Regions from separate parts of the Mus musculus genome. Here all the other regions are linked to region 1. Evidence: chromatin loops called from intact Hi-C (ENCODE). Cell type or tissue: left cerebral cortex. All regions are shown on one strand.

Region 1 (2,500 bases):
TGGGTTCTGGAACTAGAAGCTAGGTCTGCTGGAAGAGCAGCCAGGGCTCTTAACCACAGATCTACCACTCCAGCCCTGGCCCTTGGCCTTTTGTTTACTTGGTCTTAGTTTTGTTTTATTGTTTTGTTTTTGATACAGAGTCTTGCCATATAGCCAAGCTGGTCTCAAACTCCTAATCTTCCTGCTTCAGACTTCCAAGTGCAGTCAGTATAAATGCCCAGCATCATGACAGTTGACCAAAATCCTGACATTAGAGAGAAAGAGACAAGTTCAATTGGAGGGCTTCATGGGGGTGGAGATCTATGCCTTCACACTTGTGCCACCAGCCAACATGGCCTATGTGACCAGCTGGCAGTGTTGGGACTCCGTGCTCCTTATTACAGGTGGAGAGATGGGGCTGGTGAGATGGCTCAGTGGGTAAGAGCACCCGACTGCTCTTCCAAAGGTCTGGAGTACAAATCCCAGCAACCACATGGTGGCTCACAACCATCTGTAACAAGATCTGACGCCCTCTTCTGGTGTGTCTGAAGACAGCTACAGTGTACTCATATACATTACATGAATAAATAAATAATTAATTAAATAAAATTTTTTAAGAAAGGCTCCTGAAGAGCTAGCTGTTCTTGTCTGAGACTTGACTCTGTGGCTGTTGCCAGGCAGCAGAACCACTCAGTGTCTCTTTGCCTGTGAGTCCTGTGATGGGGGGTGGTGTAAAATGGAAGAACTGGAATGGATGCTCTTTAGAGATCCAAGTGAGACAAGCCCCAAGGGGAATTGTGCCAACAGAAGGGATGTTTCAGAGCTCTGAGATCCCCAGGGCAAGAGTGTAACTCTCCAGTCCTCCTTCCCCGATCCCAGGCTCACCAAGGACCAGTAGTGGAGAAACTGCAGACCTGGCTTCCCAGCCAAGAGGGGCTTACCTGGATAATCCCAGAATCAGTGAATGGCACCCTAGCAACTCTCTTCACTGAGCACCTGGAGCCACTGCTCAGAGGATGTTGCAATGCTGTCTTTATCACCCCATTGTTTCTCGAGAGAAGTGCTGGTTCAATGCTGAAGAGCCCATGAGGGGAGTGTCATGGTCTAGCTCTGGCTCAAGACTCTGTCTGTGCTAATGTCCACATGTGATGGACATCTTGCAGCCTGCTCCAGGTCAGATGTGAGCCAACAAATATGCCAAGAGGATAACACATATGGAAGGAACTCTAGAGCAGCCTCACATGAGTGTACACAACTTAGTGGCTTGGTAGCATTGGTGAGCCACCTGAGGTACACCCACAGAAGCCTTCAGATATTCCTGGGGGCTTTGAGTCTCTACCTAACCCCTCATGTAAGGCTGAACTTGAGCAAGAAGCAGAGCAGGAAGTAGTGCTACGTCTGTGCTTCCTAATGGGGCAGACTGCTCATAGCCATGCAGTGGCTAAAGAAGATCACTTGCCATCCCTCATATGGACACCAGAGGGCCCACTCCTCCAGGAGATGGCTCAGCAGACATAGGGGCCCCCACCACCACTAGTGAAATAGGTCACCTTCAACACCTCCAGGAGAGGGCTGTTGTCCTCCCTTCTCCCAGGGTTATTGGACAATCTGGTTTTCTTAAAGGCCAATAGTAAGAGTGAGATTAGGAAATTATTTGTGTGTTTTGCTGTGTGTGTTTCAGCAGGGCATCGCTGATCAAAGTGACCCCTGGCTGGTTTCTAATAGTGCAAGTCTCAAAACAAAAAGGGGGAAACCTGACTTTTCCACCTCAGCCAGCTGTGCTGAGCATGTTCTCCCAGGGGGTGGGTAGGTGCGAGCGTCCAGAGCACCATAACAACACACAGGAGGTGTCTACACAGTGCCACCTGAAAGTCATCTGCACAATCAAGAAGCAACCCAGATGCTACTGAACAAACCCCCTCAGCACACTGCTCACTGGGAAGAGGGAGCCAGGAGAAAGCCATCCCTGCCAAAAGACAGCAACATCTTGGTGAGCGTCTCCAGGGAAACCGGTGTGGAACTCAGTGCCAAGCAGCACCTGAAACAAACACGTGGAACAAAAAAGAATGTCTAGAAAAGGGCAGGCAAAGCTCGAGCTGAATACCTTACCTTGTTGGGGCTTAAACCAGCAGCCCACTCCTGTCCTTATCACTCAGATATGCCAGAGTTGGTTGAGGTTCCCTGGGCCAAGATAGTGACCAGGCATGCCCAGGTCTAGCCCATAGCTAGGGCACCTTCCAACCTTCCCCAGAGCCCACCCTCCCAGGAAGCTGGCATCTGCATCCAAGAACCCTCTGTCGTCCTCATGTCCCTCTCCAATCTAGAGCCTTAGTGGCCTTGAACACAAGGGTCTAAGTGGCCTCACTGCCCCAGTCCCTCACCTAGTTTTGTTTCTGTTGCTGTGATTAAAAAAAAAAAAAAACAGAACAAACAAACAAAAAACAACAAAGCGACTTAGGAGAGAAAGAGTTGCTTTGATAAAACACCATAGTCCAAAGAAGCATAGGGATGAAGGAGTTTA
Region 2 (2,500 bases), 68 kb after region 1:
GGAGGGCGGGGGGGGGGGCGCTGCTTCCCAACAACCTTGTAAACACGTCCTTCAGTGGACAAAGGATCCCAAAGCTGTGATGCACACAGCGCAGAGGCAGCTGTTCAGGAGGCTGAATGAACCACCATTCAATACACAGCCACTCTTGTGAATCTAGACAGCGATGCCTGAATGATAATCGGCAAGCTCCGCCAAGTTGCACGCTGGACAATTACATTTATCTAGCATGTTGGCGTTGAATCTAAACGGATGAGGTGGAGACGACACTTAAAGAAAGGGTCTGTTAGAGGTTTGATACAGGCTTCTGCAGCACAGGAGGCACTAACACTGTGTACTAGTCATGTAAAATGGCGCCCCCAGGGAGACTTCACCAAGCACACAACAGCTCTCGATTCGTTTCTCATAACTTCATTCTCCAAGCGCCGTGGGCCACACCTATCGTCCCAGGACTCGACCGAGGCAAGAGATTGCTAGTTCTAAGCCAGCCTAACCAAATATAATAGTGGAGAATATACCCAGAAAGTCGAAAGAGCACAAGAAGTGACTAGATTTAAATATCTGTAAAGGCCCGCGTTAAGGACAGAGCAGGGGACCCTGGCTTTGCCGGAAAGGAGGGGCGGGGTCGGATGATTCCAGGGGGCTACAGGCCGTGCACTACTGGGTCCGCCATCCCGGCGTGCCACAGATGGCAAACCCGATGACTGAGAAATAACACGAAGCCTGCAGAAGAAGGCTTGGAGTCCTGAGAAGAGGCGCACGCCGGGAGAAAGGCGCCGCCCGCAGCCCAGAAGCTTGCACAGGCACAGACGCCTGCTTAGCATCCTCTCAAGCGAAGCTCGAGCCCGCAGCCACAGCATCACAAGGAGCGAGGGCAGTGTCTCCTAGAGCCGACCCGAAGGGGCGGGGAGAGGTAGGCGGGCCTACGGCCGCAGCACGGGATCACAGAGAGGCCGGGCGGCTGCTCCTAGAGCGACACCAGAAGGGCGTGAACGAGCAGGCGGGGCTCCGGAGCTTGCGGCGGTACCACCGAGAACCCGGCAAGGGTCCTAGAGCGGCACTGGAGTGGGTTTCGAGCGGTGGGCGGGGCTTAGGGTGCGCGGCAGCACCACCGAGAGGCCGGGGAAGGTAGAGCGGCACCAGAGGGGCGGGCGCCTTTAGGCGCGGGAGTGGCGGGCTCAAGTGGGCATTGTTAACGGTCGCCCGCCCGCCGGTCAGCCTGCTTACGGCCACGTTCCGCCGGCGTCTGTGCTCGGCACCCATCAGGTACTCTCTGCGTGTGTGCACGGTAGCCCCGACCGGGCGAAGGCCGGCTTCTGAGTCGTTTCTCTGTGGACCACCTCGGCGGTGTTGCAGAGGTCCTTGGAGGCGGGGAAGGTGGGCCGGGCTACCTAGCGAAGCCCCTTGTTGCTGGATGCATTGAGCGCCTTATCCTGCCGGCTCCAGCAGCTCCTTGATGGACCTGAGTCCCTAGGTCAGCGGAATTCAACTAAGTTGCCTGAATCACTCGCACCTACTCCTGTGCACAGGCCTGTGAAGAGAGGGGGCAATAAGCTAAGTCGCTGGGGTCTTCTCTGGTTTTAATGACTATTTAAGTTTTCAGTGAGGATGGTCCTTGGTGAGCAGACACAGACACCTGGGTCCCGCTTGTCATTCCTCTCACCAGAGTGATGGTGTTTGAATTGGTACTGAGTGATGCTGCAGACAGGGACTCTCAGGTGTCTCCTGAGCTGTCCCACAAAAGACAAACACTTTCAGATGCTGACATAGAGCAAACAGTCACCTAGCCGCCTGGATCTTGGACTCTGAATCCGGATAAGAATTTTATCTGCTGGGTTAGATATGTGGGTATTTGTCAAATGCTTAGAACAAAATACAGTGTGTTCCCAAAGTGTTTTTGGGAAAGTGTGGGTGCTCTAGATGGAACTGCCAGCAGAGCCCACCCCTTTGGGCCTCTGGGAGTAAAGGGGATGGTGCAGGTTTAGAGATAAAGAGGGGTCACATAGAGAGAGCCTCATCAATACAAGAGGCATCCTTTGGGGGTCTGATGGGGTTTGCTGTGGATTATGAGGAGAGCCCTGAGTTTTCCAGGCTCAGAACCAGGCTGTTGTATGGTAGAGTTACTTCCTACTCCAGGGTGTTTGCACAGTCCCAATGTGGGCGGGTAGAGAGGATAAGGAAGAACGGGGAAGGTTCTGTTTGGGGAGGTGGAAAATGGCCATCGGTCCATGATGGCTATGGCTTTCTCTGGGATGAGTGAAAATCTTGTCTTCAGGCCCAGGAGTGTCTGTGGCTGAGTGAGAGAGTCACTCAAAGAGATGAGCATACAGTGGACCAGAGGCTCTGAGCTCAGCTTATAGGCCTGGGGCTAGAGCTCTGGGGAGTCCACTTTAGTCTGAGGGGCTCATCATGTGAGCAGCTGGAAAGACAGTGGAGCTGCAGAGAGCTAAGAGCTGCCTCTGACCTGTTGTTCATGCTTTTGCCTCCAGAAGCAAGACGACCG
Region 3 (2,500 bases), 110 kb after region 1:
AAAGCCCCCGTAAGGGCACCGCGGAGCCCTCCACCAAATGCCTACAGAGCCACCAGCACCAGGTCTCCAATAGAGGAGGGAAACACGTCCCAACTCATTTTCTGGAGCCAGCATTACTCTGATCAAACCAGACAAAGGCATCCCACCCTCTGGAAACAGAAGAGAAGCTGCAAAGGAACGGAAGCCCAATTCTGCATGAGATAAAGGGCAGAGATCACAGCCATGGGCATGCAACTGGAACAGGCGGACAAACCCCACCGTCATCTCAGAAAGGACACCTGACAGTCCCCAGCACCCATCATGGTCACACGTGTGCACACACAACCCTGCAAATCCCGGGAGAAGTATCCATGCAAGCACACAGTGACCACCATGCTGACGACTGAGACCAAAAGCTCTGTCTCTCAGGTTGGATGCAAGACACAGTGACACCACAGACTGTTAACGCTGCTCTGGTCTAGCCAAGTCAAAAAAAGGAAGCGGAAGATCCCCATGCCAAACAAGAATAACTGAGCAACTCCATGTGCACGGGTGGTGTGACTATCCACCTGCACACACTGTGGCAGAAGCAACCATTGAGAGCAGGAAACGAGGCCAACAGACCACCAGCAGCTGCATTGCCGTAAGTTAGGTGGTCACCCAGGGTGGGGCAAGTCACCAGAGCTAGGCTTGGCTAGCTACCCACAGGACAGCCCACAGGACAGGCTGGCCTATGGGTGGTGCCTGGAATTAGTATTTCACGAGGGTTCCTGCTATTCTTGCTCATTAGGCTCAATATGTTCCACAGACAGACAACATAGTTCATGCTGAGCCTGGATTTCCTTCTTAAAGTCTGGGTCTTGGCTCATGGGAAAGGGCTCAGAAACTTTCCAGATAGACGGGTGTCTTGCATATGTGGTCCCTCGAATGTCATCCCGTTTGTGGTGCCAAGAATAAAGGGAGCAAATCAAGAAGGAGCCTGAGTACACAGATGTTTTCTTCCCTTGTGAAAATTTCCCTTCACTGATCCTGCCTCCTTTGCTGCATGCTCAGCTCCCAGCATATGCTACACCCTCGGGCATCAACCCAGATGTGCCCCTGGGGATACACAGGGGTGACTCTGAAACACAATGGAAGTCCTATAGCAAAAGAAAGGTCAGAGCGTGGTGGCCAACACTCCTCTGTGCCCCTGGAGCCTGGACTCAAAGCAACATCTCAGTGGTAAGGAAGCAGCAGAGAAGATGAGCACGGGCTGCTCTTCCAGAGACTCAGACTTGATTCCAGACAACACAAGGCAGCTCACAACCATCTGTGACTCCAGTCCCCGAGGAGCTGATGCCCCCTGCTGGTCCCCTTGGGCATTCTGTACACATGCATACATGCAATCAAAACTTCCATACGCATAAAAATAAATATATAATTTTTAAAAATGATAGGGTAAGATGTCAAAATCACCTGGGGGCAGGAAGGGACTAGGTGTGGTGGCACATACCTTTCACGCCAGCACTCAAGAGGCAGAGGCATCAGATCTCTGTGAGTTCAAAGCCCCCGCCCAAAATAAAAAACCAACAAATAAAAGGAGAGATGAAAGACTCTACATCTAAGCACACGAGTGAAACTGGTGCACTGTGTAACACTTAGTCTTCACCGTCATAAGCACAGAGGGCTCAGCGCCATAAAAGGTGCAGGGATGGGGCTGGGGCAGTGTTAAAGGCCACAGATGTTTCTGTAGCCGGTGGGAGTGTTGGAACTGAAACCCTGAGTGTTAAGGTTTGAAAAGTCTTCCTAAGTATCCTGACCACGGTTTTGCCTCCTGGAAGCCTTGGGAGGAAACAGACTAGAGGAGGATCCGCTCAGAGCTCAGAGGTAGAGTCAGGTTGCTAGTGAGCTCTGGGGCTGGGCCACCTGGCACCCAAAGGCCGGGGACTCTGGACTGATACCCCTTTTCTGACTCTAACATGTTGAGGTGCAAAGGCTCAGGACTGGACTCAGCTCCAGACCACCTCTCTGGGGTCCTGAGTTCACAGATCTCCCAGTTGGTCCTGGTCCTGACCTAAACCTGGCATTGCCTGCCACAGCAGCTCTACCAACTTTGGGCACTCTGGAGTCCTAAGCTGAGCGCCTCTGCTGCCTGTCTGCTGGGAGCCTAACACTGGCCACCATGGGAAATCAGGAGTGGCAGCCTGTGTCCATTCCTAGCCCATGGATCCTGTAACTGCTGCCTCAGCACAAGGCCCACCAGATGGGACTCAGCCCTGGAGGACTCGATGCTGATGTCAGCCTCCTGCACGAGCAGTTTGCAGCCTCTGACAAAGAGCCTGATTACATCCTGCCTTCCCCTGGGGAGGCAGTGTGGCTGTCAGACACAGTCTGCTCCAAATGGGGCTGGCTACTGCCTAAGTGAGCAGGAGGAACTCCTGGACAGGGCACATGAGCCCTCTTCCCCAGGACACAGCCTGCATGTGAGTTTAAAGCCCCATCTGTGAAAACGTTCCTGTCCAGATGTGGCCTCTAGATGGGA

What was found. Peaks named below come from ENCODE experiments on the same cell type or tissue, not always from the same donor. Only the 100,000 strongest peaks of a DNase experiment are listed, where the experiment ranks them.
Region 2: it touches region 1 in a loop (5-fold over the local background); 12 of 42 quality-filtered maps call a loop at or near these places.
Region 3: a loop joins it to region 1, with 3 times the contacts of the local background. A loop is called at or near these places in 28 of 42 quality-filtered maps.

What each region holds. Positions count from the first base shown.
Region 1 is chr15:75,547,603-75,550,102 of GRCm38, forward strand. No RefSeq gene overlaps it. Among named protein-coding and RNA genes, the nearest start is that of Ly6h, 18 kb to the right of the region's middle. In left cerebral cortex, CTCF peaks have their summits at 529 (motif pointing left) and 1,454 (motif pointing right); DNase peaks (open chromatin) are centred at 836, 1,461 and 1,931; H3K27ac peaks cover 726 bases.
Region 2 is chr15:75,615,558-75,618,057 of GRCm38, forward strand. Zfp41 (zinc finger protein 41) reads left to right here and starts at 1,127. Exons shown (of 3, transcript NM_001044718.2): 1 at 1,127-1,263; 2 at 2,487-2,500. In left cerebral cortex, a CTCF peak has its summit at 1,089; DNase peaks (open chromatin) are centred at 54, 329 and 997; H3K4me3 peaks cover 2,113 bases; H3K27ac peaks cover 1,388 bases.
Region 3 is chr15:75,659,089-75,661,588 of GRCm38, forward strand. All of the region lies in intron 12 of Top1mt (DNA topoisomerase 1, mitochondrial), which reads right to left. Among named protein-coding and RNA genes, the nearest start is that of Top1mt, 18 kb to the right of the region's middle. In left cerebral cortex, a CTCF peak has its summit at 1,323 (motif pointing left); DNase peaks (open chromatin) are centred at 1,295 and 2,256.